Regions from separate parts of the Mus musculus genome. Here regions 1, 3, 4, 5, 6 and 7 are each linked to region 2. The links are chromatin loops, found by intact Hi-C in ENCODE. Cell type or tissue: heart. All regions are shown on one strand.

Evidence for each region. A loop is a pair of places that touch in the nucleus more often than their neighbours do. Peaks named below come from ENCODE experiments on the same cell type or tissue, not always from the same donor. Only the 100,000 strongest peaks of a DNase experiment are listed, where the experiment ranks them.
Region 1: it touches region 2 in a loop (6-fold over the local background); 33 of 42 quality-filtered maps call a loop at or near these places.
Region 3: a loop joins it to region 2, with 2.0 times the contacts of the local background. A loop is called at or near these places in 5 of 42 quality-filtered maps.
Region 4: a loop joins it to region 2, with 2.3 times the contacts of the local background. A loop is called at or near these places in 5 of 42 quality-filtered maps.
Region 5: a loop joins it to region 2, with 6 times the contacts of the local background. A loop is called at or near these places in 41 of 42 quality-filtered maps.
Region 6: it touches region 2 in a loop (10-fold over the local background); 37 of 42 quality-filtered maps call a loop at or near these places.
Region 7: a loop joins it to region 2, with 2.1 times the contacts of the local background. A loop is called at or near these places in 4 of 42 quality-filtered maps.

What each region holds. Positions count from the first base shown.
Region 1 is chr5:113,584,887-113,588,886 of GRCm38, forward strand. It overlaps Wscd2 (WSC domain containing 2), which reads left to right. Exons shown (of 9, transcript NM_177292.3): 9 at 2,907-4,000. The coding sequence ends at 3,259. Among named protein-coding and RNA genes, the nearest start is that of Gm42002, 16 kb to the right of the region's middle. In heart, a CTCF peak has its summit at 1,756 (motif pointing right); no DNase peak of the experiment used is centred here; H3K27ac peaks cover 755 bases; H3K27me3 peaks cover 319 bases.
Region 2 is chr5:113,722,273-113,726,272 of GRCm38, forward strand. 1700069L16Rik (RIKEN cDNA 1700069L16 gene) reads right to left here and starts at 2,500. Exons shown (of 3, transcript NR_033216.1): 1 at 2,359-2,500; 2 at 1,428-1,593. In heart, CTCF peaks have their summits at 150 (motif pointing left), 2,400 (motif pointing left) and 2,600; a DNase peak (open chromatin) is centred at 2,379; H3K27me3 peaks cover 260 bases.
Region 3 is chr5:113,659,340-113,663,339 of GRCm38, forward strand. No RefSeq gene overlaps it. Among named protein-coding and RNA genes, the nearest start is that of Gm52823, 11 kb to the left of the region's middle. In heart, a CTCF peak has its summit at 1,788; a DNase peak (open chromatin) is centred at 1,792.
Region 4 is chr5:113,648,432-113,652,431 of GRCm38, forward strand. It overlaps Cmklr1 (chemokine-like receptor 1), which reads right to left and starts at 1,959. Exons shown (of 3, transcript NM_008153.3): 1 at 1,790-1,959. It overlaps Gm52823 (a long non-coding RNA gene), which reads left to right and starts at 2,313. Exons shown (of 3, transcript XR_003955975.1): 1 at 2,313-2,446; 2 at 2,727-3,018; 3 at 3,756-4,000. In heart, a CTCF peak has its summit at 1,764 (motif pointing left); DNase peaks (open chromatin) are centred at 480, 2,110 and 3,960; H3K4me3 peaks cover 1,636 bases; H3K27ac peaks cover 1,187 bases; H3K27me3 peaks cover 2,502 bases.
Region 5 is chr5:113,364,353-113,368,352 of GRCm38, forward strand. No RefSeq gene overlaps it. Among named protein-coding and RNA genes, the nearest start is that of Aym1, 9.1 kb to the left of the region's middle. In heart, a CTCF peak has its summit at 1,736 (motif pointing right); a DNase peak (open chromatin) is centred at 1,784; H3K27me3 peaks cover 2,265 bases.
Region 6 is chr5:113,470,069-113,474,068 of GRCm38, forward strand. It overlaps Gm30812 (a long non-coding RNA gene), which reads left to right. Exons shown (of 3, transcript XR_389557.3): 2 at 3,478-3,632. Among named protein-coding and RNA genes, the nearest start is that of Gm30812, 7.4 kb to the left of the region's middle. In heart, CTCF peaks have their summits at 1,541 (motif pointing right) and 2,466 (motif pointing right); a DNase peak (open chromatin) is centred at 1,522; H3K27me3 peaks cover 448 bases.
Region 7 is chr5:113,670,535-113,674,534 of GRCm38, forward strand. No RefSeq gene overlaps it. Among named protein-coding and RNA genes, the nearest start is that of Gm52823, 22 kb to the left of the region's middle. In heart, no CTCF peak of the experiment used is centred here; a DNase peak (open chromatin) is centred at 2,167.

The sequences.
Region 1 (4,000 bases), 140 kb before region 2:
ACAAACCTTCCTATGTATCTTTCCCAAAGAGCCAACATCCTAGCAGAGACAGGCTGTTCTCCGAGTTTGAAGCCAGCTGTCTACAGAGCAAGTTTCAGGACAGCCAGGGCTACACAGAGAAACTGTGTCTCAAAACAAAAACAAAATACACCCTAACAAAAAGAATGGAACATGTTTGTTGAGTTTCCCCCACTGCACGTAGTGAGGTGTTCCCCCTGACTCCAGCACACTTTGGGGTGGGGTGGGGTGGGATAAGAGGGAACAGTTGCCTCTTGTCTCCAGGGGCTGTAACATCAGATGATCATAAAACTCCTAAGCTAAAGGTCACAGGAGAAGTAGCAGAAAAATAAAAGCAGAATTAACCCTTTGAGGAGGAGTTGGGAAACAAAGGCCAAAAATTAACAAACCAAAACATTTCAAAGACAAGGAGAACCAAGACAAAACAAAAACCAAAATCCCATCAGAGTTTCACAGGCAAATGAAATATCGGAAAACAAGCTAAACAGCCGAATCTAAAATGTCTTTAGAGTTCTGGGCGCAAGCAAGCCAAACCAAGCCAAAGGTTAGACCAAAACCTTTCCAACAGGCTTTCAATCAAGCGCTCAGAGCAGATACTTTAAAACAAATACTTTGAAAGCAGACAAAAAGAGATACCTCCCAAAGCTTGATCTGTAACCAGCTCAGAACAGACAAATAGGCTGTCCACAAATGGCAGACACAACTCAGCAACCAACCAACCACCCGGCTGAGGAAACAAAACCAGACAGCCAGGGCTCAATGGATCCAGGCGATTCCTCTGGTGGAAAGTGGGTCGTTTTTTTGGAACCTAACATGTCAGCATATCTGATGACATAAAAACCATAGCTCTCATCTTAAAGGGAATGTGAGAGAGCTTATTCTGAAGCCAGTGAGTGACCGTGGCCCAGAAACGCGGATATAGGTTACTCCAGATTCTGTGTTCCAACTGGGAAGCAGGCTCATGAGGTGTTTGTAGTTTGACAAAACAGTCAACGAACCCAGGCAGTTTAAAAGAGGCGGATACCACAAGACAGGGAAAGCCTTTCTATAAGCCCTGAAAGAACCTAGTGGGGAAACCCCCATTCAACTCCCGATTCGGCGTGCACCCAAGAATCATGAATAGAACACAACACCTTGATGTAACAACACGAGGAGGGTCGAAACATATCTCACATAACAGGAGACAGTGGATTCGACCAGGTTTGAAAGCTAGGGGTTTTTATAGAAAAGGAGTGGGGCTGGGGGAGGAATTGGCGCGGTTTCACATGATTGGTCCATTTAAACATCAGCAGCCTGTTAACATTTAACTTAGGTCAGAGGGGTGAGAGCTAGGGAGGTGACGGGCCTGCCCAGGCATGTCCTGGTCTGTTCTGCTGTGTTCTCAGCCCCAGGTTTCAAAGCTCACAAACAACTCTTTGGGCTATTTGACATACATTACATGAATCACAGGTCTCAAGTTTTATTTCCTTTCAGCCCAAGGTGCTGGCTGATGATATTCTTAGCCTTGGGCTGGTAGAAGCTAGCTGTCTTGTTTGTTTGTTTTAAAGATTTAATTACTTATTTTTATGTATGTGGGTGCACTGTAGCTGTACAGATGGTTGTGAGCCTTCACGTGGTTGTTGGGAATTGAATTTAGAACCTCTGCTCACTCTGGTCGGCCCTGCTCGCTCAGTTCCTGCTCACTCTGGCCCAAAGATTATTATTACTGTAGCTATCTTCAGATGCACCAGAAGAGGGCATCAGATCTCATTACAGGTGGTTGTGAGCCACCAAGTGGTTGCTGGGATTGGGACCTACAGAAGAGCAGTCAGTGCTCTTACCCGCTGAGCCACCTCGCCAGCCCATGTCTTGTCTGTTAATAGATTCCAAAAGGTTTCTACTAGTAGGGGGGGTGTTAGTTCCAACAGACAGATTTGCAAGAGTGAGCTGTGCAGACAGTCTTTGCTACAGTGTGGGTTCTGTTTTCTTCCACCCTTCTCCCCTCTTTTCTTCCACCCTTTCAACCCCTAACACCAGAAAGAAGAAGAAAAAAAGACAAGAGAGGAAAGGAAAAAGGAATATTATTATGGTTAGACTAGTTCCTACCGATTACGTGTGTCAAATTTCTTAGGGCTCCTAGATCTTTGCCATTAGAATCCAAATTTTTCTTCTTTCTCCTTTTTATTTTTTCTTTCCCCTTTTTATTTTTTCTTTCTCCTTTTTATTTATTTTTATGTATTATTTTTTCTTTCTCTTCTTTTATGTACAACTACTCAACAAACCACAACCAACAACTCTCCCCACTCTAAGCTCAAGCATTTATCTACCCTCTGAAAAGTCCCCGGAATCCCCGGTGTCACACAATTGCAGAAACCATCTGCAGCTGGCAAAATGATCTGCCTGCTAGGGCACAAGGCAAATCATAAGACAGCTGCTGTGGACAGTCTGAAGCGGCCCCTACCCACACCTGGGATTAAAGCAAAAGCAAATTCTTATATTCCTAAAGAAACCAAAATTGTCACTACCTAGGTGTTCCAGAGGTCTAGGCCTAGCCCAAGGTAAGCTAATTAGTCCTTGGATCTGCAACATTCCAACCTCCCCCACAGAACTACAGTCTCTACCCATACAGCTTCTTGGGGTCCAAACCCAGAGCTTCCAGCAATCTTGGCAAGCGAGTGCTCTCTGCTCCCAGCCCTTCCTGTATAACCCAGCATCTCTGTGCCTCCGCAGTTTGGTGGTATCTGTTTTCAGGCTGTGGTTCTGTGTATAGGTAGGGCTGTGCCTGTAGTAAACCAGGCACCAGCCAGGGGTGTGTTACCCAAAAAAGCACACGTGGGTTTCAGGCGTCCGGAAGGTTTGTCATCTGCCCATCTATCTAGTGGCGGGCTGACGCTCTGCTCTCTCCGCAGAGTGGCCCGAGTTCGTGAGGAACTATGCCCCGTGGTGGGCCACGCACACGCTGGACTGGCTCAAGTTTGGCAAGACCGTCCTGGTGGTGCACTTCGAGGACCTGAAGCAGGACTTGTTTACGCAGCTGGGCCGCATGGTCAGCCTGCTGGGCGTGGCGGTCAGGGAGGATCGGCTGCTGTGCGTGGAGAGCCAGAAGGACGGCAACTTCAAGCGCTCGGGGCTGCGCAAGCTGGAGTATGACCCTTACACAGCCGAGATGCGCAGGACCATTGCCGCCTACATCCGAATGGTGGACACGGCACTACGTAGCCGCAACCTCACTGGGGTGCCTGATGCCTATGGCCCAAGATGATGGGCAGCCAGGGAGGGACCCAGCATCCGGTGCCCCTTGGCTTCAAAGAGCTGGCTTCCCTCTGGCACAAAGACAGCCCCAGGCTTCTGCCTGCCTTCAGAAAGGCCCCTCTGAGGCCTCAGGAGGAGGAGATATCTAGACACCTTTCCCTGGAGAGTAGGCTGCCTGGTTTGGAGTATCCCAGACCCTGCTATTGGTGGTGGGAGAAGGGAGAGGCTATCTGGCAGAGGTTGGGAGGGTCTGGCTGTGGCAGCTGATGGACATTTTGCAAGCAATGACCCTCTTCTGACTGTGTGGGCCCCTGCCTCTTCCCCTGAGCAGGCACCAGCTTTCTGATCTCTCTCAGGCCACCTCTGTGTGACAGACAGCTGGCTGGGACCTGTCTCCGTGGCCTTGGGCGTCTCACTTCTGAGGACCATGGAGACTGGTGCTCTGGCATTACAGTGGGAACCGCCCCAGGCTAAAGCACATAAGAGGCCCAAGCCGGGTGTTGCCCCCCCTCCAGGACAGCAACCCTGTCTTGTCTGCTCGTGCTGTCGTGTCTTGGGGATGAGGGTGACGTTGGGGTTCTTGATCCTTCTTCCAAAGTCCCTTAGGTACCAAAAACCAACCCAACAGGTTGGCCATGTGCCACATACGGAAGCCCAGAGGACCCAACATTGCAGGGTGGGACCTGAACTGGCTATCTTACACTGCCTGGATTGATCCCTTAACCAGGGAGTCCTTCCACTACCCCAGGGC
Region 2 (4,000 bases):
ATGCATATGTTTGTGTATATATGCATATGTTTGTGTGCAAGTGCAAAGAACATAAAAATAGAAAGTCAGCTGTGAGAGGGGAAGAAACAAAAGGAGAGGAAGAGCAGGGAAGGGAGAGTATGGAATAGATCCGGCCTCTGCTGGCCACTGTGGGTACTGCATGCATACAGTACACCACACACACACACACACACACACACACACACACACACGTGCGTGCAGGCATGCACACATACTCATAAATCTTTAAAAGCACTTCCCTTTCATAGAGAATAAAAGTTTCAAGAGGACAAGACCTCTCTCTCCTGCCATTCCCATAAAAAATGCACAGCCTGGACCTAATCACACAGAAACAACAACAACAACAACACACACACACACACACACACACGCACACACACACACGGGGTGGCCCATGAAGTGACTGCCTGTTCTCTTCAGAACCGTCCAGGTCAAATGGTACAGTGGCACATGCCTGTAACCCCAGGACTCAGATGGAGGCGGGAGGGTCAGGGCATCCTCAGCTACACTGGGCTCAAGGCCAAGGCCAGCCTGGAACACACAGGACGCTGACTCAAAAGCCAAAACAGTGTCTAGTCCAGGTCATGAGGGTGGGGGGTGGGGCGTGGGGAGGGGAGGGTCAAAGAGAGTCTGAGGAATGTTCCAGATTGAGAGAGACTCAAAAGGCAGCGCAGCTACAGTATAATGGTGATCCTGAACTTCCTTGCTGGGACAAGGGGACATGCACCAGGCCCCTAAAGGTCAGGCTGGGAAAGACCCTCCTCCCACCCCCGCAACTTTACTTGAAAGCATCCCTGCCTCAGATTTTGGAACAAAACCTACAATGATGGTGGTGACACTCTGTGTGCTGTCCCCCATACCCCGCCAGGTGACCATCGGCCACACAGAGCCACTGAACTTTGAAAATGTGGTTCATGCAACTGAGGGACTGATTTTTTTTCCATTGTATTTAAATTTTCATTATAATTAATTTCAGTGAACTGAAATGTAAATGGCCAGCGCTCAGGAGGCAGAGGCAGGTGGATTTCTGAGTTCTCCAGGCCAGCCTGGTCTACAGAGTGAGTTCCAGGACAGCCAGGGCTACACAGAGAAACCCTGTCTCAAAAAAACAGAAAGAGAGAGAGAGAGAAATGACGCTGTGAGAGAGAAATTGACGCTTTTGCCAGGCTCCTATGTTCTGCAAAGAAAGCTAAGTTTGCCTCTATCGCCCGTCCTTGGCGCTCCTGTTCTGGGTTCTACCTGCAAGGCTCTGAGAACCGTGTGTTAGCCTGCATGGCTGCCCCCTTCCTGAGGTTCCCCCAAGGAGAGAGACTTCCCCTGGCTGACCCATCTAACAGGCTTCCAAAGAACCCTTTCTACTGAGCCTGGACCACTCTGCAAATCTAGGAGGAAGGATCCAGTTTTACCTCTTGCCAGTCTGGGGACAGCTGATGCAATCTGTCTCCTGCTGAGATGCTGGGCCCTGGAGCAGGAGAAGGGAAGTTCCACCTGCTGTGGGGCCAGCTGAGCGCCATGTGGCCAGGTCTGTTATAGCCAGCATTGCCAGCAGAAAGCCTTGGCTTCCCTTGTACCCTGGAAAGAGACCCGTTGTGTGAGAGTTGAATAGATAGAATTCATTCTCCAACATCAAACTGTGATAGTCTTTAAAGGGCAACCTCCAGCAACCCTTAGCCTGGGGTTGTTCTCCAGTCGCCTTTAGAGGGATCACCTTGACCTTGCACTCCCCCACACAGCTGAATCCGACGTTTGCCCCTCCCCCACCCTAGCCCGATCCCATCCTCTCTCACAGTGATGAACCAGCCTTGTCTGAGATATCCCGGATTCTTTTCTTTCATCAACACCTGCTCTCACACACCCTGTCTTGAACAGGCAGGTCAGGTTAGGGTGCTCTAACAAACGGTCCCCCAAGTCCCTCACTGATGGACCACCAAGGCTCATACTGCATACATTCAACTCGGACTGCATCTGCTCCGACTCCCCACTGGCACGATTCAGTCACCACCTCCATGGGCAGCGGCTGTAGCCTGTGAGAGAGGGAACGTGTTCTACAGTATCCTTCAGCAAGGGTCTGAGTCCTAACCCAGAACCAGCTGTATGACCTGCCCGGCCTTTGGATGCAGAAAGAAAGTTACTGCAGGGATGGACCTGACAGAGCTCTTACTAGTAGGGAACCGGGGGGGTGGGGGTGGGGGAATCAGGAGCAGAATCGACTTATCCGTGGATTATGGACAAGATATATCCTTTAAGGCACACAATTGCCTACTTCTGGACAGGTCAACAGCTCACCAGCCAGTTAGCGACAAATCCAACCAGGGAGGGTTCCAACTCGGTACTCACAGGAGCCAATTTGCCTGTCAACAGCGCCACCTGCTGGTCGATAAAAGTCATCCGCGGAGGCGCCCACCTGGGAGCTAGCCGAAGAGCAGGGCCCAGCCACTGCTCACCCAAACAACTCCCAGCCTAACCAGGAGGCAGCCTCGGCAATCGACAGTTAGGCCTGAGGACAAACATTCTAAATCGGGCGCCAGAGCACTGCACAGTTTTCTCAGTGGCTCTCCAGAAAACCCTATCTCAAGATGTCGTCATCGATGTGTCGAACAGGTGCCACTCATTAACAGTCATTGAGACTCTTTTAAGGGCTTTTTAAGTTGACTGTGTTGTGTACGGGTAACATTGTACAGACAGAGCAGGCTGTGTTTGTGTATTTAGGAGTATATAATAATTAAAAAGACCATGAACGGGGACTGGTGAGATGGCTCAACGGTTAAGAGCACCGACTGTTCTTCCGAAGGTCCTGAGTTCAAATCCCAGCAACCACATGGTGGCTCACAACCACCCCTAATGAGATCTGATGACCTCTTCTGGTGTGTCTGAAGACAGCTACAGTGAATGTACTTATGTATAATAATAAATAAATCTTTGGGCCTGAGCAAGCAGAGTTGACTGGAACAAGCAGAGGTCCTAAAATTCAATTCCCAACAACCACATGAAGGTTCACAACCATCTGTACAGCTACAGTGTACTCACATACATAAAGTAAATAAATAAATGTTTTTTAAAAAAAGACCATGAACTCAAAAGGAAGAGGTGGGGACATGGGAGCAAATGGAAGGGGAAATGGTATAACTACGTTATGATCTCAAACATATGTTTTAATTCTTTAGAGCTTGTTGCTTTTTTTTTTTTTTTTTTAAGGTAAGGACTTAGGTGGTAGGTGAGGCAGCTCCGTAGACAGAAGCACTTTGCCAGAGGACAAGCTGACGGGGAGCCTCGGGAGAGCTGCCCACCACCTTTGACGCAGGGTTGCTCACTTCCCTTTCATGGCTCGTCACAGCAGTGTGCCACAAACAAGTGTCCTCAGAATGGACACTGAAGGGGAAGAGGGCGTGGGAGTGCACCGGGTTGAATGCTGAGGTCGCAGGTCACCTCAGTCAGGTAGGCAGCCGGGAGCAGAAAGACAGGCCTGGAGGACACAGACAGATTCCTCCAAGACCCGGGAGAACCCAGAAAATGCCATTCGCTTCTTCTCCCCTCCCCACCCCTGCTGTGAGAAAGGAGAGGAAATAGGTATTTTTAAGATATAAGAAGATATAGATGCCGACACGACTTTATATTACGAGAGGAACTGCTGGCCAAGAAGCACCAAATTATTTACAGCATGTTTCCCAGAACTCAAAGAAACACTGAACTTTTTTTTTTAAACAGGCCTGAAACCAAAGCATAATTTATAACAATACATCAAACTTAGCAATACATAAATCCTCTCGCCTTACAAAAAAAACACACCGAGAATTGTTCACTCTCCGTAAGTGACTCAAGGCCAGCCTGAGGACACACGTCACCATGGACGGATCCCCATCACGGGGAAGGAAGCTGCTTCTACCGGAGGTGACTCCCACAGTGGCAGAGGGACCAGTTAACAAGGGAAGCAGAGAAATCCTCATGAAGCGGTCTGTGGAGACCTTCTCAGATCTGCCCG
Region 3 (4,000 bases), 63 kb before region 2:
GGTGGGGGGAGGGATAGAACATGCTAATAGCTCAGTTTTCAAGTGTGCAAACACTGGAAACAGAGACTGCTGGGAAGATGGAACAAGGGCTCATAGCTCATTAGCATTCGGGCATTCCATGTGACGGGTCACCAGGGAATCGCCAATCGGCTTCTTCAGAGCGAGGCACCACCTCAACCTCACCAAGATGCTGTGGCAACAATAACGAAGTCACTTAACTCCCGCTCCCTGTCAAAGTAACCGGAAAATGGTGTGACCCCTTCAGGCAGATAAAGATAAATAATAAACAAAACAAAATAACAATGGCCAGCAATTGCACTCTTTTTTTAAAAAGTATATGATCAGGCAAACAATCCAACACACAATGTTTCCAGCTGAATTACTTAAGATAGCCAAAAGGAAGAAAGAACGCAAATGTCTATCAATAGATGAATAGACAAAATATCCATATGGTAGAGTATTACTTGAGCATAAAGGGTGACAAAGTAGTGATGCATGTTACAAAATAAATAAACTAGACAGCCATGAAATGTATAGTTCTATTTAGGGGAAGAGATTGGGTGGGTTCATAAAGAAAGCAGGTTTGCAGCTGCCTGGGGCTGGGGAGAACTCGGAATGGACTGCTAATATATACAAGGTTTCTTTCTAAAATAATACAATGTTGTAAAATTGATTGCGGTGTTGGTTGTACAATTTTGAGAACTCGATAAAAAAAAAAAAACAATTGAATTGTGTACTTTCCTTGGGCAAATTGTGCAATGCATCAATCACATGACAGTAAAGCTATTATACGATGTGTGAAGTGTATTGCCTATTACAAAGCATAAAGGCAGGGGCTGGAGAGATGGCTCAGCAATTAATAGCACCTACTGGCTGCTCTTCCAAACGACCCAAGCTCTGTTCCCAGCACCGCATGGCATCCCACAACCATCTGTAACTCCAGGGAATCTGACACCCTCTTCTGGCCTCCACAGGCATGACACCTCTGTGCGTGCATTCACAATTCAAAATAAAATAAATCTTTAATCAAAACATGCAGGTGGGCTTTTCTCCAGTGCCCGTTGCCTGGTGAGTGTTATAGAAAGAGACATTCTAAAGTGGGAGATTTCTCCCCCCAGATCTGGTGTCTGAGATATAGCCCACACCACTGGTACATTTTTCTTTGAAGCTTTATAGCTCATTTACATAATCCAGGCACATTTGTAGCCCATTTACATAATCCAGGTACATTTACCTTCTACTTCAAAGTGTGGCCTTGTTCATTTTAATCTAAAAAATAACGGATCAGGCTAAGGGTGTGGCTCGGTGTTTAGCCTGCTTGCCCGACATACCCAGATCATGAGTTTAGTCCTTAGTACCGTATGGTTTTCTTTTTTTCTTTTTCTCCGAACCCATGAATAAAATTGATGCTCGGGGGGAGGGGAGAAAATATTTAATGAAATGAGAAGCAGTCCCCTCCGTTTGATGACAAATGAGAAAGCCAAGCAAAAAACGCCTGTGAACAGAACGGGAGTCGACCAGGGGGTGAGAGAGGAACGGATGGGATTTTTAATGTAGACGCCAGGAGAATAGATGCTCAGAGAGAGGAAACTGGAGGGACTGTGGGAAGAAGGGGCTGCTGCTGTCTCACATTTTCTTCAGCTGAGAGGTGTCCGGCTGCCAAAACCCTCACTAATGTTGCACAACATTAAAAATAAACATGGCTTTCTGCAGCTGGAGACCCTGGAGGGAGAACGGGGCCCTCCCAATCTTTGGGGAGATGGCTTGGCAAAGTCCCCTGGCTGACGCACACACCCTGATCTCATGCTGCCCCCACCCGATTCCCGAGAGCTTTCCAGCGGCCCTGCTTCCTGCAGGTGCTCAAGGAGGAGACAAAGCCAGACAGACCCTTCGCAAAGCTCATGGAAGAAAACCATACAGATGCTCGGAGCACAGCTGGAGGAGCGAACACTGCCAGGCGTGAGGGGACAGGACAGAGCCCGAAAACATGGCTAAAGAGCTTCTGCTCTGCTTCAAGCTAGACAGACTATATCAGTTGGGTCGGCTATCTCTCCAGGGCCTCAGTTTCCCCTACACAAAGATTCCTCACAGCTCTCTTACTGTAATGTCTATGATCCTCTGTACTGGACCCGCTGCTTCAGCTCCGCCCTCCACAGACTTGTCTGAAGCCCTTCACAGACTGCTAGGAACCCCTATCCTACCTTCAATGGCCATGAGCTCCCGAAAGCCAATCTCTTTGTTGACAAGATGATGCTCATTCCCCTCAACTGACAGCAGACAATTTCTCCAGAAGGCAGCACAAGCCAGGCTTGGCCATGCACACCTGTGATCTCTGCCTGCAAGAGGCTGAGACAGGAGGCCACAGAGTTTAAAGCCAACCTGGATTGGGCGCGAGGATGTCTACAAACAGAACTGCAAGGCAGTATGGGTAGCGCAAGGCAGTATGGGAAGCCAATTCCCGTCCACTCCCACTCCTTAGCACCACCATAAGAGCCTCCTTGAGCCTCGGCCAGGTTCCTGGGGCTGTGGGAGAGCAGCAGCTTCCTTTCTGCTCTCGGAATGACCAGCCATGAGGGAGGGAGGCCCTACCTGTTCTGCGAGAAGCAGAAGCCAACCACGCGCGGGGCGCTTTCCTCGTGCCCACCCTGTGAGGTGGACACTCGTACACAGTCTGTGTCTGAGACATCCTAGATGTTGGCTCAGGGGTGAGAACACACCATGCACAGGGTCAAAATAAAACAAAGAGAAGAGTCGAAACCAGACCCATCGAGCTCTGGCCAGACTCCCCACAAAGATGGCTGGACTTGTCTCTGGTTCCTTTTGTGGTTTTGTTTCTGAGTTTTCCTTCTGATGTGTTTGCCTTTACAGAGACATTGAATCCAAAGCCACAGACAGGCTAGCTCTGCAACTGAGCCACATCCCTAGTCCATTTATGTATATTTCATTCATTCATTCATTCATTCATTCATTCATTCATTGTCTCACTTATTTCCAGGCAGGCTCTCATTGGGTTTCCTAGGCTATATACTGGGACAAGACCGAAGCCCGCCAGGCTCTGCCTCAGCCTGGTCAGTACCTCTTACCTTCACGTTTTGGGCTGTGGTAAAGCAGCCACCCATCTCTGCCCTTTGCATTTGGCTACTAGAAATAAACCCTGGAGAGAAACAGCAGAAAGCCCAATGCCCAAGCAGCTCACTTGCCACCCAAGCCCAAGCCTCAAACTTGCCGCAGCTCACACGTGGGTTTGTGAGACCAAACATCACGCTCCCACAAGGACAAGATTTTGAATAAATATGATGTCACCGCAGGCAAAAGCTGTTCTTTCCTACTCTCAACTGGTCTTCTGACTCCAGATTTGCTAGCAGGTTTTAAACACTTTCTTGGACGCATATCCACGGGGTAGAGCAGGCCTTCAAACCTTGCTATGTCCAGACAGAAAGCAACACACTTTGTGCGGTCGGTGGATGTGCGCATGCGCAGGTGCACACATGGTAGAGGCCAGAGGACATGGAGTGTCCTGTTCTGCCATTCTCCACCTGACTCCTTTGAAGTGATCTGGAGCTAGGTTGGTGGCCAGCAAACCCCGGTGACACCCATCTCCACTCCTCAGCGCTGGGGTTTCAGGGGCCTATGCAGCCATGACTGGCTTTTTATGAGGGTGCTGGGGCCCACATTCGCACTTGCTGTGCCCTAACCCACTAAGCATACTCTAGACATTTGGTAAATTGTTCTAAGACCATTGTTTATGCTGATGTAGGTGTTTCGTGTCTACTTTTTGTTCAAGGAATGTCTAGGGTTGTTTTTTTTTTCTTCTCGTTTTATTTTTTAAGATTCGTTTTACTTTTAGTTGTTTTGTTGAGGTTGAGGTTTTGTCCTTTACTGGCTATTGTAAAGCCCTCAAGACCTGGACCCTGCCCCAAGTTAATGTTGATTGGTAAGTAACAATGCCAACAGTCAATAGCTGGGCAGAAGAGACACACTGGTGGGGTTTAGGTTTCAT
Region 4 (4,000 bases), 74 kb before region 2:
CTCAAGATGTCATTCGTAATCAGGCATCTAAGAGGCAGGACTATAGTCCAGTCTCCCAGCCCATTCTGCAGATGCTAAAACTGGGGCCCAGCTTCTCCATGGACAGCTCTTAGGGAGGGGATGGAGGTCCCCAGGGACATAACACTGAGCTGTGCCTCAGTGAGCCCCAGGTTGCTAGGAGACAGACTAGATGAGTGACAGATTATAAGACCATGTGGAAGCAGCTATATGGGGGTGCGGAGACCTCTCTACTGGGTTGAGGTAGATAGAAGCCTGTATGGGGTTCATCTACTCCTCAAAGAGTTGGGCGAGTCCAGAGCCACTTGTCCTTGGCTCTCAGATGATATCTCGCACATGCCAGACACCCCACAAGTTTAAGCTAAGCCTTTCAGAAGAGAGTCCCGAGCCAGCCCCTTCTGCAGCTTGAGTGAACTGTGAACAGGCACACACACTGGCAGCAGCAAGGTCCTGAGACAAGCCAGCCTTGCCCTTGACAGAAGCCAGAACCACAGATCCCCTTGGAAAGGGGAAGGAGAGAGAGTTAAAGGGAAATCAAGGCTTTCTTAAGACACAGCAAACACAAGACCTCCTCCTCCTCCACTTCCTCACTGTGTGACCTCAGACCTGTGGCCTGTCCTCTCTGAGCCACATCACATAAAGAGTTGCAAGCAGAAGTCAGGAAGATCCATAGGGCTCACTGCCCAGCCAGCTAAGCCTAGTCAGTGAGCTCAGGGTCCCAGCGAGAGACCCTGCCCCATCACATAAAGAGTTGCAAGCAGAAGCATCTCAAGCAGAGGCAGGCAGCCCTAGTGTTAAGAAGGCTTCAAGGCTATTGCACCCCTATGCCATGCCATGTACAGCGTCAGCAGGAAGAAATTGCCATGACCAGACAGCTCACATATCTTTAAAAAAGGGTAGTGAAGAACTGGAGCGATGGCTCGGTGGTTAAGAGTACCAGCTGTTCTTCCAGAAGACCCAGGTTCAATTCCCAGCATTGACATGGTTTCATCAGCATCTGTATGTAACACCAGCTGTAGGGGAAGTTGATCCTCTTTTGTCCGGGACTCACGTGCACTCACATGCACAGACCCACATAGATATTGGCATGCATATATATAATTAAAAATAAAATAATTTTAAAACATGGTTTCTCCATGTAGCCCTGGCTGTCCTGGAACTCACTCTGTAGACCAGGCTGGCCTTGAACTCACAGAGATCCTCCTGCCTCTGCCTCTCTCTGGGTCTATGAGAGACCTTGACAAGGCTTATGATAATCAGAGAGTGACAGAAGAAGACACCCCACGTTCTCCCTCTGCCTGCACATCTGGACATCACACAGAGCATCACACACACACAGTGATATGGGGTCACCTATGGGAATATATCCACGGGACTAATACACAAAGCAAAACTATCCCACAAAGTGTTCATGGCAGCGCTGGTCACTCAGAATACTAAAAAACAAAAAGAGAAGTGGACCTCACAGTAGTTACATGCCCCCAAGGCCAGCCTTTGTCAGCAGCCACTGAACTGTCCTCTCGGGAGCCGGAGAGCCTGACGGGGGTGGTCTGTGGCACGGCACAAGTGGGCTTTGCTCTGAGTCGAGGAAGGATTCATCCTCACGGATGGCCTGCGGTGGCCACGCTGGTTTTCACAAACACCAGCGTCGCTCTTCAGCTCTGATTCTATGCTAGAAACTTTTCCTTTGACACACACCCAAAGAGGAGCTCCAGTCCCTGCCTGCGCGTCCCTTCCCGCCCTCTGCAGGACTCAGAACCAAGTGCTGTACCTTCTCTCCAATATCCCCCTCCGGCTCCTGCGACTTCAGGGTTTGAGAACTCGCGCTCTGGCCTCTTTCTCAGTTGTTCTGGTAGTGGCTGTTTGCTTGGAAGCATTTCTTCCATTCACAGAAGATTTCGTCTGAGCCCCGCGGAGCACAACATCCTAAGAGCCTCCCTCTGTCCTGTGTTCTGTGTGGGGACAGGGACAGAACTCAGCCTGAGAAACAGCTGGAGCGGGGAGGGGCGGGAGGAGCAGGAAACAGCCTGGGGAGGGCGGGGGCGCCAGCTGTGTGGAGTGGGCCCCCCGCCACTCCCCCAGAGGAGGCTTCGCCTGCCAGCCAGGCTGGGCTCCTGGGTGGTAACGGCCCACTAGGAATGACCCGCCCCTTGTCTGGGCGCACAACTGGAGCCGCAAATGGAGCCTTGAAACCAGGCTGCTGGGGAAGTTACTCCTGACCGACCTGAAGACCCACCCGCAGCTGGTTATCTTTGCCCGCAGTAGGGACGGTAGCAAGCCCTATGGCCTCTTGCCTGCTGTTCCCTACTTCTGAGTGCTATTCTTGCCCCTAGTGTGGCCAGATGGCTTCCAGCTCCTTCTCCGTGATGAAGAAACCTCCCCTGACAGACTACTCTGGGTTTCCACATCACAGCAAGCACTGACAGAGGTATCACGCTGTCCTGCCTGCTGCCTGTCTTCCCCAGTCTGTCCCCACCACCTGATATAGTGCCTAGTTTATTGGCACCGACAGCAACAGAATTGTTGAAGTAGCCAAGAACAAGGCAGGGTACTGGGCACTCAGTACACAACCTTCACAGTGCTAGGAACTTGATACTACATCCTCCCTACGGCAGTGGTGGTTGTGGACAGGTATTTTTATTACCCTTGTTTATTGGTAAGGAAATTGGGGCACAGAAAGGTTAAGTTTCTTACCCTATGCTACCCAGCTAGGAGATGGCAGAGCTGGAGCCCAACCAGGCTAGATCCCAGTCCTCAACCTCCAGAAGGAAGACATAACAGTCCTTGGCCTGTGTGATCCATAGCAAGTGCTTTGGTTGAGAGTGTCATGCATCACCATGCCTGCTGCAACGGGGCTGGAAGAGTAGATCACGCATGGCGGATGGAGATGCTGAGGCCGTGGACCAGAATCTGTGCCCAGGCAGCCGGCTCGGGCTCACAGCTAAGACCAAGCTGAGGTCTGTCATGGTTGGAAGCCCTGCTGCCTAAAGCTACTTACAGGTGAGGAGAGGGGAGAGAAAGAAGAAGGAAAGGAAGCAGGGGAAAGGTAATGGAGAAGGGTGAGGAGAGAGAAGAAGGGGGGAAGTAAGGGGGAGGAGAGAGAAGAGGGAGAGGAGGGGAAGGAAAAGGAGGAGAGAGAAGAGGAGGGAGGGGAGGGGAAGAAAGGGGGAGAAGGAGAGGAGAGGAGAGGAGAGGAGAGGAGAGGAGAGGAGAGGAGAGGAGAGGAGAGGAGAGGAGAGGAGAGGAGAGGAGAGGAGAGGAGAGGAGGGGAGAGGAGAGGAGGGAATACAGAGGAGGAGGAGAGAAGAGGGAGGGGAACAAAGGGAGGGGAGGAGAAGAGGGAGGGGAAGAAAGGGGGAGGAGAGAAGAATGGAGGGAGGGGAAGGAAGAGGAGGAGAGAGAAGAGGAGGGAGGGGAGGGGGAGAAGAAAGGAGAGAGAAGAGGGAGGGGAGGGGAAGAAAGGGGGAGGAGAGAGAAGAGGGAAGGGGAGGGGAAGAAAGAGGGAGGAGAGAGAAGAAGAGGGAGGGGAGGAGAAATAAGAGTGAGGGGAGGGAGGGGAAGAAAGATAGAGAGATGAGGATAAAGACAAGAGAAGAATGGAGAAAGGATAAAGAGGAGGAGGAGCGGGGGGAAGGGGAGGTCAAAGACAAAGGCAGGGAGGGGGTACCTTCTCAGCTCAGCCTCAAAGTCCTAGACAATTGGGTTGTATCTGTCACCACCTGTCTTTGTCTTTGCAGCTATAGCGGGACACCCAAGACTACATTAGTTCACAAGCGGGAGTTTCTGTAGATCTGGGTTCTGGAGGTGGGAAGCCGCCCGGAAGCTGGTGTCTAGTGGGCTTCCTGCTGCCTGTGGTGGGAAACAGGAGGTGAAGCCACACAGGAGCAGGGAGGAGAGGGCTGAGCTCTGCCTGTCAGCCTGTCAGCAGCAATGGCCTTAGTCTGCCAGAACACTTAAAACAGATTCATCCCTTAAAGGCCCC
Region 5 (4,000 bases), 360 kb before region 2:
GGGAGAAAACATGAAGGCCCATCCCTCATAGTCTTTCTGCCAAGGAGATGATGCTGGGGCCTTGTTTCCTGAGAGCACACTGGGTGCTGACCAGAGCTGCGGAATCAGTGTATTCTTGGAAGACCTTGGGCTCCAGGGCAAAAGAATAAGCCGGGCTTCCACGATAAGAGAACGGAGGAGAGAGCGAAAGCAGAGCCTTCCCGATGGAAACGGAGCAGCGCACTGACGAGCCTCAGGGAGGGGCACAGGAAGTGTGGACTCCATACCAGCATGCTGGCTCGGAGGTGTGAAGGGCCGACATCTGAGTGGTCATAGGTGACCTTGGGTCATACTGCTGCCATGACGCCTTCCAGAGGGAGGGACAAACTGACTCCAGTCACTAAAGTCTCTAGAGCAACAGCCACATGAGACAGGTGACAAGTGTCCACTGGGCAGTTGTGTCTAGTAGAGACCCAGCATGGGACCTGAATCAAGGGAGTGATGGCAGGTGACTAAGGGGACATCCGTGCGATCCTCGAAGTTCTGCCTCTGCGTAAAGTTGTCCTACAATGTGCTTATGCTACAAGAAGATTTTGCTAGCAGCTGGTGGTAAGTGATTAATATTAACTACACATGAAAGAGCAAATGCATTCCCATGCAATATATACATTAAAATAGAAAAACCTAATGCATACACACCACACACAGGCACAAACAGACACCACACACAGACACAGACATATACCACACACATGCCACACACACCACACACACACACATACACACACCACATCATACCACACTACACCACACACATCACAAAATTAAATGGAAACCCAGCTGCAGAGGGCCTTCGGGGTGGACCTATCTGTGCTACAGCCTGCCAGTCTTATGCGGTGGCTGTTACACATCCATCCTGTGTGTGTGTACGATTTCAGATCACCATTTGTTCTTTGTGGCATCTGTCTGCCACCCGCATACTCTGCCCCCTCCTCTGGGACCACAGAAACTGAAGGTGCAGACCCGTGAGCTTAGCCATGTCTTTTCAAATACCTGTGTGGCATATGGCTTCTCGAAAGGGCTGTCAAGAACTCCCCAACCCGCTAAGGTGTTCTTCACCCTCCTTTAAGATGAAACAGAAAATGCAGAGACCCAGAAAGTGACCTCAAAAATTCAAAAGTCACTGGGAAAGAACTGGCTCTGGAGACGCCCATGAAGGTCAGAATGAAAAGGGTTCCAGGAGAGAGGAAATCTTAGCCCTGAAATATCCCTTATCCAATGTTGCAAACACAATCACACCCACACTGAAATGGAGTGTTTATTTAATGTCTAATGTGTGGCTGGTTTCCCTAAACATTTGTTTGTTTTTGTTTTTTTAAATACAGGTTTATTTCTTTGAGAATTTCATGTATTTACATAATTTCCACCTCTCCCCCCCTCCTCTGTTGTGTTCCCCTCACTCTTCAAATTCATGACCTCTTTTTTTTTTTTTCTTTTAAAATTGTCACACACAGACACACACAACCTACTGGGTCCATTCAGGATCGCTCCCATGCACACGTGTTTAGAGCTAGTTACAAGTGCACACTGCCACGAGCTGTTCCACGAGCTCTGGATAGCCAACTCGGCTCTCCATACTCACACAGAAGGCTTTACCAATGGAGCCACAGCTGCCTTCATGGCCTCTCTTGGTGGCTTTGCACCCGCATCCCAGCCTTAAAACATCCTCAACGTCACAGGGACGTCCACTTCCCATTCCGACCACTAGATGTCACTATGTACCCGGCCATGACATCTCGCTTCCCGGTTCCTCGAAGCCCGCAAGTTCTGGTGCGTCCCGCCCTTCCCAGAGGATGGGCCAGAGAAGGAGCCTCTTCTCTGGGTTCTCACACGGTGGTGGCACGGTAACTCCGCAGCCAACTCTCAGGATGCGCATGGCTCTTTCACTGATCGTCTCTGACAGCTCCTACCCCGTGTGTAAAACAAAAAACCCCACAACATTAATACTCTTTGGGTGTTTGTCCAATGAGAGTGATGTTCCCTGTTGAAACCTGCAGGAACCCCCACAAAAGCCAGTGTGTGTACTCCGAGCGTGTGTAACCCCAGCACTCAGACTCCTTGGAAGCGTGATAGCCAGCTAGCCTGGCATATAAGGTGGCAAAACTGACACCAGGGCCTCAAAAGACAGTGGCACTGACACCCAAGACCGTCCTTTGACCTCCACACATGTGCTGTGGCATATGCATGCCAGGACTCATGCAACATCACACACATATCTTGTGCACACAGCGCTCAAACACACACTCTCACACACACGTACACATGCAAACACGTGTTTTTGTTTTTGTTTTTTTCCGGAAAATGACTGGGATGACCCACAGTACACACGTAGGCAGGGGTTGTTCAATCAGACATAAGGTTTTACGAGACTCCAAATGCCTGAGATGCCCAATTATCCTGCTGCCTAGAGATGTGGCTGTTTACTGAGCTGCCTTTACATGCTGGGCACACAACAGACAAAGCCCGGAGAACACAGAGGCTTCTGAAGCACGTGAGGTAGAATTTTCCTCTAGGCCATCACTCCTGAGACCACTGGACCCGGGAAGGCTGACAGTAGTCCTCAGACGCCCACACTCCAGCCATGTTCGCGTGACCATCGCTGACTCTGCTAGCACACGTCTAGGTAGCCACGTTGGTGGGAATTTTGTTGTCAGCAACACAGCATTTAGCCAGGTACAGTGACACAGTCCTGCTGACCCAACACTGGAGAGTGTGAAGGAGGGGAGTCAGAAGTCCACAGCCAACCTGGCTTGTAACAAGTCATTTTTCCTCAAAATAATCTCTGAGTCACTCACAGTGCACACACATTGTATGTTTGGGACCACCCGGGAGCATCCTGTGGTTGGGGGAGGGCGTGTGGGCCTCAGAAGTACCACAGCTCAGTCAACTACTCTGGGAAATACACAAGACCCGAAATAATGTTCAGGTTGAAAGTGAGTTTTGAGAATTAGAGAAGGCAGTGGTTTAAGGAGCCCGAGAAACAGCATCCCAAACTCTAGATTCTTTTTTGTTAACTGGTGGTAACTCGTGTTGGGATTCATCCGCAGGCTACTCCCCTTGTAACTCCTTCACAAAAGACTGCAAACACCGAGACAACTTTCCCCTCGCCACGCAGGTCGCGTGCTCTTTCTTAAGCACGACTTAGAGAAAGGAAAAAACTGAAATCTAGTCATGCCCCTGTAATTGTAACACACGTTAACTTTGCGCATGCCCAGATCAGACACCAGCCATCCAGTGACCCTAACTTGAGTGACAATCTTGCAGACATATGAGCAGAGTCCCATCCTTCAGTCAATGTCTGCATCCTAGACTCTGTCACACCCCAGGACCACATGTAGCTGGAGACAGTGGGGAGTGCATAGCTGGGACCTCACCTGAGGTCTCCCCTTTTCTACAGGGACACTCACCTTCCACCATCACCATGGACAGAGAAGTCATTTGTGATGGGTTGTATATCCTTGACCCAGAAAGTGGCACTCTTAGGAGGAGTGGCATTGTTGTAGTGGGTGTGGTCTTTTTGGAGTAGGTGTGACCTTGTTGGAGTGGGTGTGGCCTTGTTGGAGTGGGTGTGGCCCTGTGGAGTAGGTGTGTCACTGTAGGTATGGGCTTTAAGACTTTCATCCTAGCTGGCTGGAAGCCAGTATTCTGCTAGCAGCCTTCAGATGAAGATGTAGAACTCTCAGCTCCTCCTGCACCATGCCTGCCTGGATGCTGCCATGCTTCAGCCTTGATGATAATGGACTGAACCTCTGAACCTGTAAGCCAGCTCCAACTAAATGTTGTCCTTATGAGACTTGCCTTGGTCATGGTGTCTGCTCACAGACACCTTTGTGAAGACTCCTACGTGGGAGCTATCTGATAACTGCTCTTCCACTTTGTGTGTGTTTGTGTGTGTGTGTCAGTGTGTGTGCATGTTTGTTGAGTGAACCGAAGTCCCAAGTATGGGTGGAAGTAAAAACTC
Region 6 (4,000 bases), 250 kb before region 2:
TTGCCCCAGAATCCTCTGCCTTCACCTCCCTCCACCAGAACTGACACATAGCCGAGCCCTAAGAATGGACATTCTGACAGTTACAGCCATTGAGTAGCCAAGGTGGCCTGTGCTGAATGCTGAGGGAATGGAGACCCAATCCCCAAAGAAGGAAGGGAAGACAGCAATGACAGAGTATGATTGACAGGTAGGAGAGATCACAGGGGCTGGTCAAGGCTTTGCCAGCCACCGTGCCTGGGGCAGTGATACTGTAAAAAACATGCCTGACATTGAGACGGCATGGTCTCTTCCTGCTGTGGGTGGACCATATCCAGTCACCTGTCAATCCCTTTGCTAGGGAAATAGGAGTAGTTGTCAAACATTCAATGTGTCCTTGCAAGGTGCTCCGGGGAGGACTCCAGGTGGTCCTAACGATGATAACAGAACAGCATAGAATCACACTGCACAGTGCTGGCCCAAGTCACCATCAGCTGTGTGGCCTCAGCCATTCCCTGTCCTCTGAAGGCTGTTCACATGTCCTTCTGTGAAATCATGGGAAATTCCTTGACTCTATGATGAAGATGTCAGGAAAGAAGATGGAGCCCTCTGCCCCCAGCTACAACCATGACTGTGCTTTCTCGTTCCATGGCTCCGGGGGGGGGGGTTGTCTCTCTAAAATCTTCTTTGAAGAGGTTCCTGATACTAAAAAGGGGGACATGGAGGAAAGGGTGAAGGGGATGAGGAGGAAGAGGAGGAGGGTGAGAAAGAAGACAGAATAGGAAGAAGAGGCGACATGGAGAAGGGAGTGGGGGGCGAAAAAGAGGAGGAGGAAGGGAGAGAGGGGAATGTGGAAATGGGAAGGGTGCCCACCGCCCACGGGGCAGGGTGAGAGGAAGCAATAGAAGAATAAGAAGGGGAGGAAAGGGATGGGGGGGTGGCAGGGAGAAGAGAGACAACTCGAGAGGAGGGAAGAGGGGAAGAGAGAAAAGGGAAAAGTTAGAAGAGGTAGAGGCAGGGTAAACAACACCAGCTCAGAAGCCCCTGGTAGAAGATTTTCTGTTACTCGGTGGCTGTACTGGCTGGTTTTGTGTGTCAACCTGACACAGGCTGGAGCTATCACAGAGAAAGGAGCTTCAGTTGGGAAACAGCCTCCGTGAGATTCAGCTGTAGGGCATTTTCTCAATTAGTGATCAAAGGGGGAGGGTCCCTTGTGGGTGGAGTCATTCCTAGGCTGGTATTCTTGGGTTCTATAAGAAAGCAAGCTGAGCAAGCCAGGAGAAGCAAGCCAGTAAGAAACATCCCTCCATGGCCTCTGCATCAGCTCCTGCTTCTTGACCTGCTTGAGTTCTTGTCCTGACTTCCTTTGGTAATGAACAGCAATATGGAAAGTGTAAGCTGAATAAACCCTTTCCTCCCCAACTTGCTTCTTGGTCATAGTGTTTTGTGTAGGAATAGGAACCCTGACTAAGACAGTGGCTAAGGGCACCATCTTAGAAGTCTCCCCAGGCCTGGATCCTCTGCTGCCAGACAAGAATGTAGCCTTTGCTCTGACCCTGGCCAGGAGGGGGCGCTGGAACTCCTTTCATTTTGACAGTCCAGGAGGGTATTTAATTTGCACTTTCCTAACGCTGGGGAATGTGAGCATCTTTTCCTTTGTTTCTTAGCCACATGGATTTTGTCCATAAAATCCTAACTTTCCCTCTTCTCTTTTCTTCTTTTTTTCTTTTCCTTTTTTCTTTTTTTGCCATTTGTCGCGTGTGTGTGTGTGTGTGTGTGTGTGTGTGTGTGTGTGTTTAACACTGTGGATATAATCATAAATCTAATATAGTCATGCAATATGGATTTTTTAAAAGATATTTATCTTACTAGTAGTCCAGGCTGGCCTTGAACTTATAAAAATCCTCCTGCCTCAACATCTGAGAGGGCTGGGATTTCAGGTATGAGCTACCATGCCCTATATATAGTGTGGATTTTAAAAATCTTTTACTGGCTTTTGCTTTGTTTTTAATCTCATGATAAGGGCACAGACTGTACTATCCTGGGAGGATTAAACAGCTTAATTTGGGATTCCTGGTGTATTATCAGATAGTTTATTCTGTTACTGACCAGCTCAGAGCACAGGGATGTGGTTCTGTGGTTATTCGGATATGTGCGCATCTTTGGAGTTGGTTACAATCCTAAGGCCAGGCAAAGTGATCTGTAGGAATTCCCCGTGAAGAGGCACTCAAAACCTGGAACCTGGCTGACCTGTGTCTACTTGGTTGAGAAGTGGGTGGCATGACTGATCCACGCTGGGCACTATGCTCTAGAGGCAGCATCAAAGATACGCTCATCCCTGGGAGGTGGAGGCCAGTGGGAATTCTCTATGAACAAGAGAAATTAGCAAGGTAGCACCTGTGAATCATCTCGGCTGGTCAGTCCTGCCAGGGACACCGCTTGTGGCAGAAGCAGACCTCACCAAACATGAGCCGGTATCCGGGTCTCTGGTTGCTGGGTTACACCAGCAGGGAGCGCTGGGTTATATCAGCATTGGTTGCTGGGTTACACCAGCATGCACTTGTACCATTTTGTATCTATTTCTCGTTCTGATGAGGCTACTGTGTAACAAATAGCCCTAGAAAGGTTGGAGATAAACAGCAACAGTGTGGCAGCATGGCCAGCCACTCTGATTTGCTGTTCTAAATAAGCTTTCTTAACCCTCTGGGCTCATCCAACCAACAGCAGGCTCTTTTTCACCCATCTTCTATGGTCCTTAGACAAACAAACAGCCTGGGTGTGGTCTCCTGGTGTGGACAAGGGCACCAGCAGGATTGAGCCTTTTCTTGCCCCGGTGTGAGCAGTTCACCTTCACTGTGACTCCAGTGGGTTTGTGGTCACCTGGGAGACCCGAATGTGTCTGTGAGGATGTTTCCAGAGCGGAGTGAAGACCCACCCACCCTCCACTCACAGCTCTTAGGTATCAAGGGCTAAATAAAAATGTGATGAGCTGAGCGCTGCCATTCATCACTTCGTGCTTCCTGCCTACAGATGCTAAGTGACCCTCTGACTCATGCTCCTTCACCACCATCTCCCACCATCACCGCGACCTCCCCCACCATGATGGAAAACACCCTCAGACTCTGAGCTGGGGTCAACCCTCCCTTCCTGAAGTTGCTTTTGTTGGGTGTTTGTAACAGCAGCAGGGAAAATGGAGGAGGGGTGGCACATGGGGGAGGGGTAGTTTAATCCCAAAGCCAAGGACAAGAGTCATGGACAGAGAAGGTACTGGGGTCTTTGCTGCTGTGATCACAGCAGTGCAGCAGGCAGGCTACAGAAACAGGTCTGGATGGGACCCACCATTTGCTGCTGAGGTTTTACATGGGATCCCTTCCCAGAAATCCCCCCACCCAGCCCTAGGTCACACCACAACCTTCTTGCTTTCTCTCAGCTCTTTGCCAAGGGACAGAAATCTCTGCAGTGCGGCCCTCCTGCTGCTAATGGCTTCTCTGTCTCTCTTAGGGATTGTGCACCAGGAGACCTCACTAGCTTCTTCTGATGATGTTCTCAGTGCCCCCAGTCCTAGCCATGCAGACGACAGTGACACAGCTCTGCAGCTCCTTTCACAGGGACTCCACAGCCACTGTGTCTTTTTCCTGATCACTGGCAAGCACTGGGTAAGTGTTATATGGTTCGCCTTTCTCACTGTGAGCACCAGCAAGGTGTGGATTGTTTCCATGTCAAGACAAACGATGGCTGGCTCATCAGGGTTCAGCAGAAAATGGAGAAACTTCTGCCCCTGGATTCTTTCTAACGGTCTGAAGGCTCAGGATCCTGCATGTGACCCACCCTGTTTGGACTTGGATGGAGTCTCCTTGACTGTTGCTAATGCAAGTGACAATGGAGGGATGGAGATGTCCAAGGGGAGGGAGTGGTTGACTTAAAGGTGCCAGGGCCTGTGGATGCAGGAGGGGACTCTGGAGTCTTTTCACCTGTGCAGAACAGCCCTGCTCAGAGACAACAGGGCACATGAGCATTGATCGTC
Region 7 (4,000 bases), 52 kb before region 2:
ATTACTGATGGTTGTGAGTCACCATGTAGTTGCTGGGATTTGAACTCAGGACCTCTGGAAGAGCAGTCAGTGCTCTTAACCGCTGAGCCATCTCTCCAGCCCCTGTTATCAACTGATCCCTCTGTTGTACATGAGTTTCTTAGTTTCAGGATGTCCCTTTGTCAGTTGTTGGCCTTATTTCTTCGACAGCTGGAGTCCCATTGAGGGAGACCGTGACGATCCTGTGTGCACACAGCTCCCCACATCCTTCAGGGCTTTCAGAGTTTCCCGTTTTATGGTGAGGTCTTTGATGCTTTGGGGGTTGGTTTTTGTGGTTTGCAAGATAAAGATCTGGGTTTGTTCTTGCATGTAGACATCTAGTTCCTCAGTGTCCTTTGTTGAAGTGACTTTTTTTTTTCCTCCAAAGTATAGTTTGTAAAAAGCCCAGGTGCCCGTAATTGCATGGAGTTACATTTGGGACTTCGGTTCTATTCTACTGTCTCCTTTGGTGTCAAAACCGTGCTGTTTCTATTACGATGGCTCTGAAGTATGACTCCAGATCAAATATGGTGATACCCTGGTGGTTATTCTGCAAGGAGAGCTGCACAGAGGTATATTGATCACCCCCACCATTAGGTTGTGTGTGTTTCTGTATGTGTGTATGTGTGTGTGTGTGTGTGTGTGTGTGTGTGTGCATGAGTGTGTGCATGTGTATGTGTGTTTCTGTATGTTTGTATGTGTTTGTGTATGTTTGTGTGTGTATATTTGTGTGTGTGTGTGTATATTTGTGTGTGTGTGTGTGTGTGTGTGTGTGTGTGTGTATTCTAACCCAGTCAGTTTCTTAATGGGTAAGTCATGGCTGCCTGATTCCAAAGACGTCATCTTCTAGCAGTCGCCAATCCAACACTCCAATTAAACAATTGTTTCCTAATGTTTCAATATTTATCATGTGTGTGTGTGCATAACTGTGTATGCATGCATATGTGTGTGCATGTGTGCGTGTCTCTGTGTGTGTGTGTATCTGTGTATGTGTCTGTGTGCATGTGTGTGTGGATGTATGTGTCTGTGTGTATATATCTGGGTGTATGTCTGCATCTGTGTGTGTGTGTGTGTGTGTGTGTGTGTGTGTGTGTGTGTGTGTGCGCGCGCACATACAGAAGCATACCATGCATGCCTGTGGAGGGCAGAAAACAACTTGTGACAATCAGTTCTCTCTACTATATGGGACAGGGCACCACTGAGTCATCTCAGCAACCCCAATCAGTAGGTCTTTCTAGTATGGGGATACCCCTGGCATTCCCCCTCCTGGGAGCAGGGCTCCTCCCCAGATAACTACGGAACACTCACACAGTAACCTTCACAAAACCCCAACCTGGGGACCGGGTTCTTGCCAGGTGAGTATGAATGTGCTCCGATCCTGTCCCCAGAAATCCTCTCCCAGGGTCCACTGAAGCTCTGGATTCTCTTAACCTCTGAAAACGTAATGGCACAACCATCAGCCACCTAGAGAACACAGATGACCCATCGCCAATAAATCACAAACTCCCAGAGACACTTCTGCATAAATGATGGCTGCTCACCTCAGTGGGCAGGCTGGCTGCAGGATGTTTAATGTTCCCTGGGAAAAAGTGAAACCCTTTCCTGCTAGGGGTGGGAACAGGGAACTGAGAGGCAGAAAGCTGCCAGGAATTTGGACAGAATCAGACCCACACTCCTTCAGGGTGGGGTTGTGGGGAGAACAACAAGACCCCAGTGCTAAAATAAATAGATATTGACTCAAATACCTCAATTATAATCCCAACATTTTTAAACAGTTACATTTTCGTCCCCTTTCTTCACTTGTAAAGTAGAAGTTCAGAGGTTTTCTACGTGGAGCCTCCTCCCATGTGCCATTAGAGACCACCAGTCATCTCCATCTATCTCCACAAGAGATAGAGGCTTGCAGAGGAAACACTAAGGCCAGCAAGGCAGGACTCCAATGCTGCTCTCTCTCCCACACGCTGAACCCCTGTGTCCTGTTGGCTATGTAACCACCACGCGTAGGAACTGGAGAGGAAGTCCTAGGCATGTACCCCACCCAGGCCTTCTGTGGGCTGAACTGCAAAATGGTGTGTGACTCATGTCGTCTTCCTGTGTGTGCGCCCAGGTTCTGCTTCTGTTCTGTGAGATTCCCGGAAACAGTTAAGCAAGCCCAGATGGACATTCCCTCTAGGGTGCCTGGTGGGTGCTGGGTCCACGCACATCCAATGGTCTGCCAAGGACCAGTTGGGGGTTCCAGCTGGACCTGTCTCCAAGGAACAAGCTCTAAGCCTCTGCCTGGAAGCCAGTGGTGAAATCCAACTGGGCAGGCCTGTCTTGAGATATGCCAGACAGACACAGCAGTCCCCCGGGAGCCTCTCAGAGCAAGTTTTCCCTCACCCCACCTCAGGACACCATGTGCCTGCATCCCAGCGAGACACAAACATCGACGCTTGAGCCCTCATTACTTTAGGCTCTCCAGACACTCCAGTTCCTTCATGCCTCCCCATTCCCACAGGTGTAGCCATGGCCACCACAGCTGAGAGGGAGGCGCCTCTGTGATCTTTGACAGAATGTTTGAGGAAGCTCCTGAAGAAAGGGAGAGTTGGCTTTCAGCTCATGGTCTCTGAAGATTTCAGCCAGTCACGGTGGCATGGCTGTGGGAGGGATTCAGCCTGAAGTGGCCTGAACACCAGGCGGTTGGTCCATCTGATAAAGAGAAAGAAGGACTTGGATGGAGACTAGAGAAGGAGGAATCGCCTTCAGTGACTCCCCAGTGACCAACCTCCATCAGCCAGGCCATAGCTCCTGGGAGTTCCACGGCCTCCCAAACAGTGTCACCAACTGGAGACACAGCAGCCAGACATATGAACCTGTAGACACTTCACATTCTAACCATCACAAAAGCTTACCTAAGTGGGGACTTTGCTGTGTGTTTTTGTTTGGTTTTGTGTTTTCATGTAACCCAAGATGGCCTTTGAACTTGAACTCAGTATAAAGCAGAGGGTAGCCTTGAACTCCAAATGCTACCATCACACCTGGTTATGCAAATCCAGAGCCTTACCCATGCTGGGCAAGCACTCTACCCACTGAGGTACACTTCCAATCTAATTGGTTAAGTTAGATACTAAGGAATCAAAATCATTCCCCAACCAGATCTCTCTCAAAGTCCCAATGTAACAATAAAGAAGAGAAACAGTGTGACAATCCCAGTCTGAGATGTCTCTCTGTTCTTATCTCCCAAAGCAGCCACAGAACCTCAGAGAATCCACATTATAAACCACTGTCCCAGACACCTGGAGAAACAGGCCCAGAAAAGAACTCACCTGGTCCTAGAGTCTGGAGAGAGGGAGGGAGGGAGGGAGGGAGGGAGGGAGGGAGGGAGAGAGAGAGAGAGAGAGAGAGAGAGAGAGAGAGAGAGAGGAAGAGAGAGAGGGAGGGAGGGAGGGAGGGAGGGAAGGAGGGAGAGAGAGAAAGAGAGAGAGAAAGAGAGAGAGAGGAAGAGAGAGAGGGAGGGAGAGAGAGGGAGAGAGAGGGAGGGAGAGAGGGAGGGAGGGAAGGAAGGAGGGAGAGAGAGAAAGAGAGAGATAAAGAGGGAGAGGGAGAGAGGGAGGGAGGGAGGGAGGGAGGGAGGGAGGGAGGGAGGGAGGGAGGAGAGAGAAAGAGAGAGGAAGACAGAGAGAAAGAGAGAGAGGGAGAGAGAGGGGGAGGGAGGAAGGGAGGAAGGGAGGAAGGGAGGGAAAGAGAGAAAAGGAGGGAGGGAGGGAGGGAGGGAGGGGGAAAGGATGCCATACTGAGACCCCTGCTTAGCAGATGAACTGGTCTCCAGCCAAGGCCCAGTCTAGTTGTAGGCTCTCTCCCTGCCCGCCCCCCCCCACTGGTTTTTGGAGACAGGATTTCTCTGTGTAGCCCTGGCTGTCCTGGAACTTACTTTGTAGACCAGGCTGGCCTCAGACTTAGAAATCCGCCTGCCTCTGCCTCCCGAGTGCTGGGATTAAAGGCG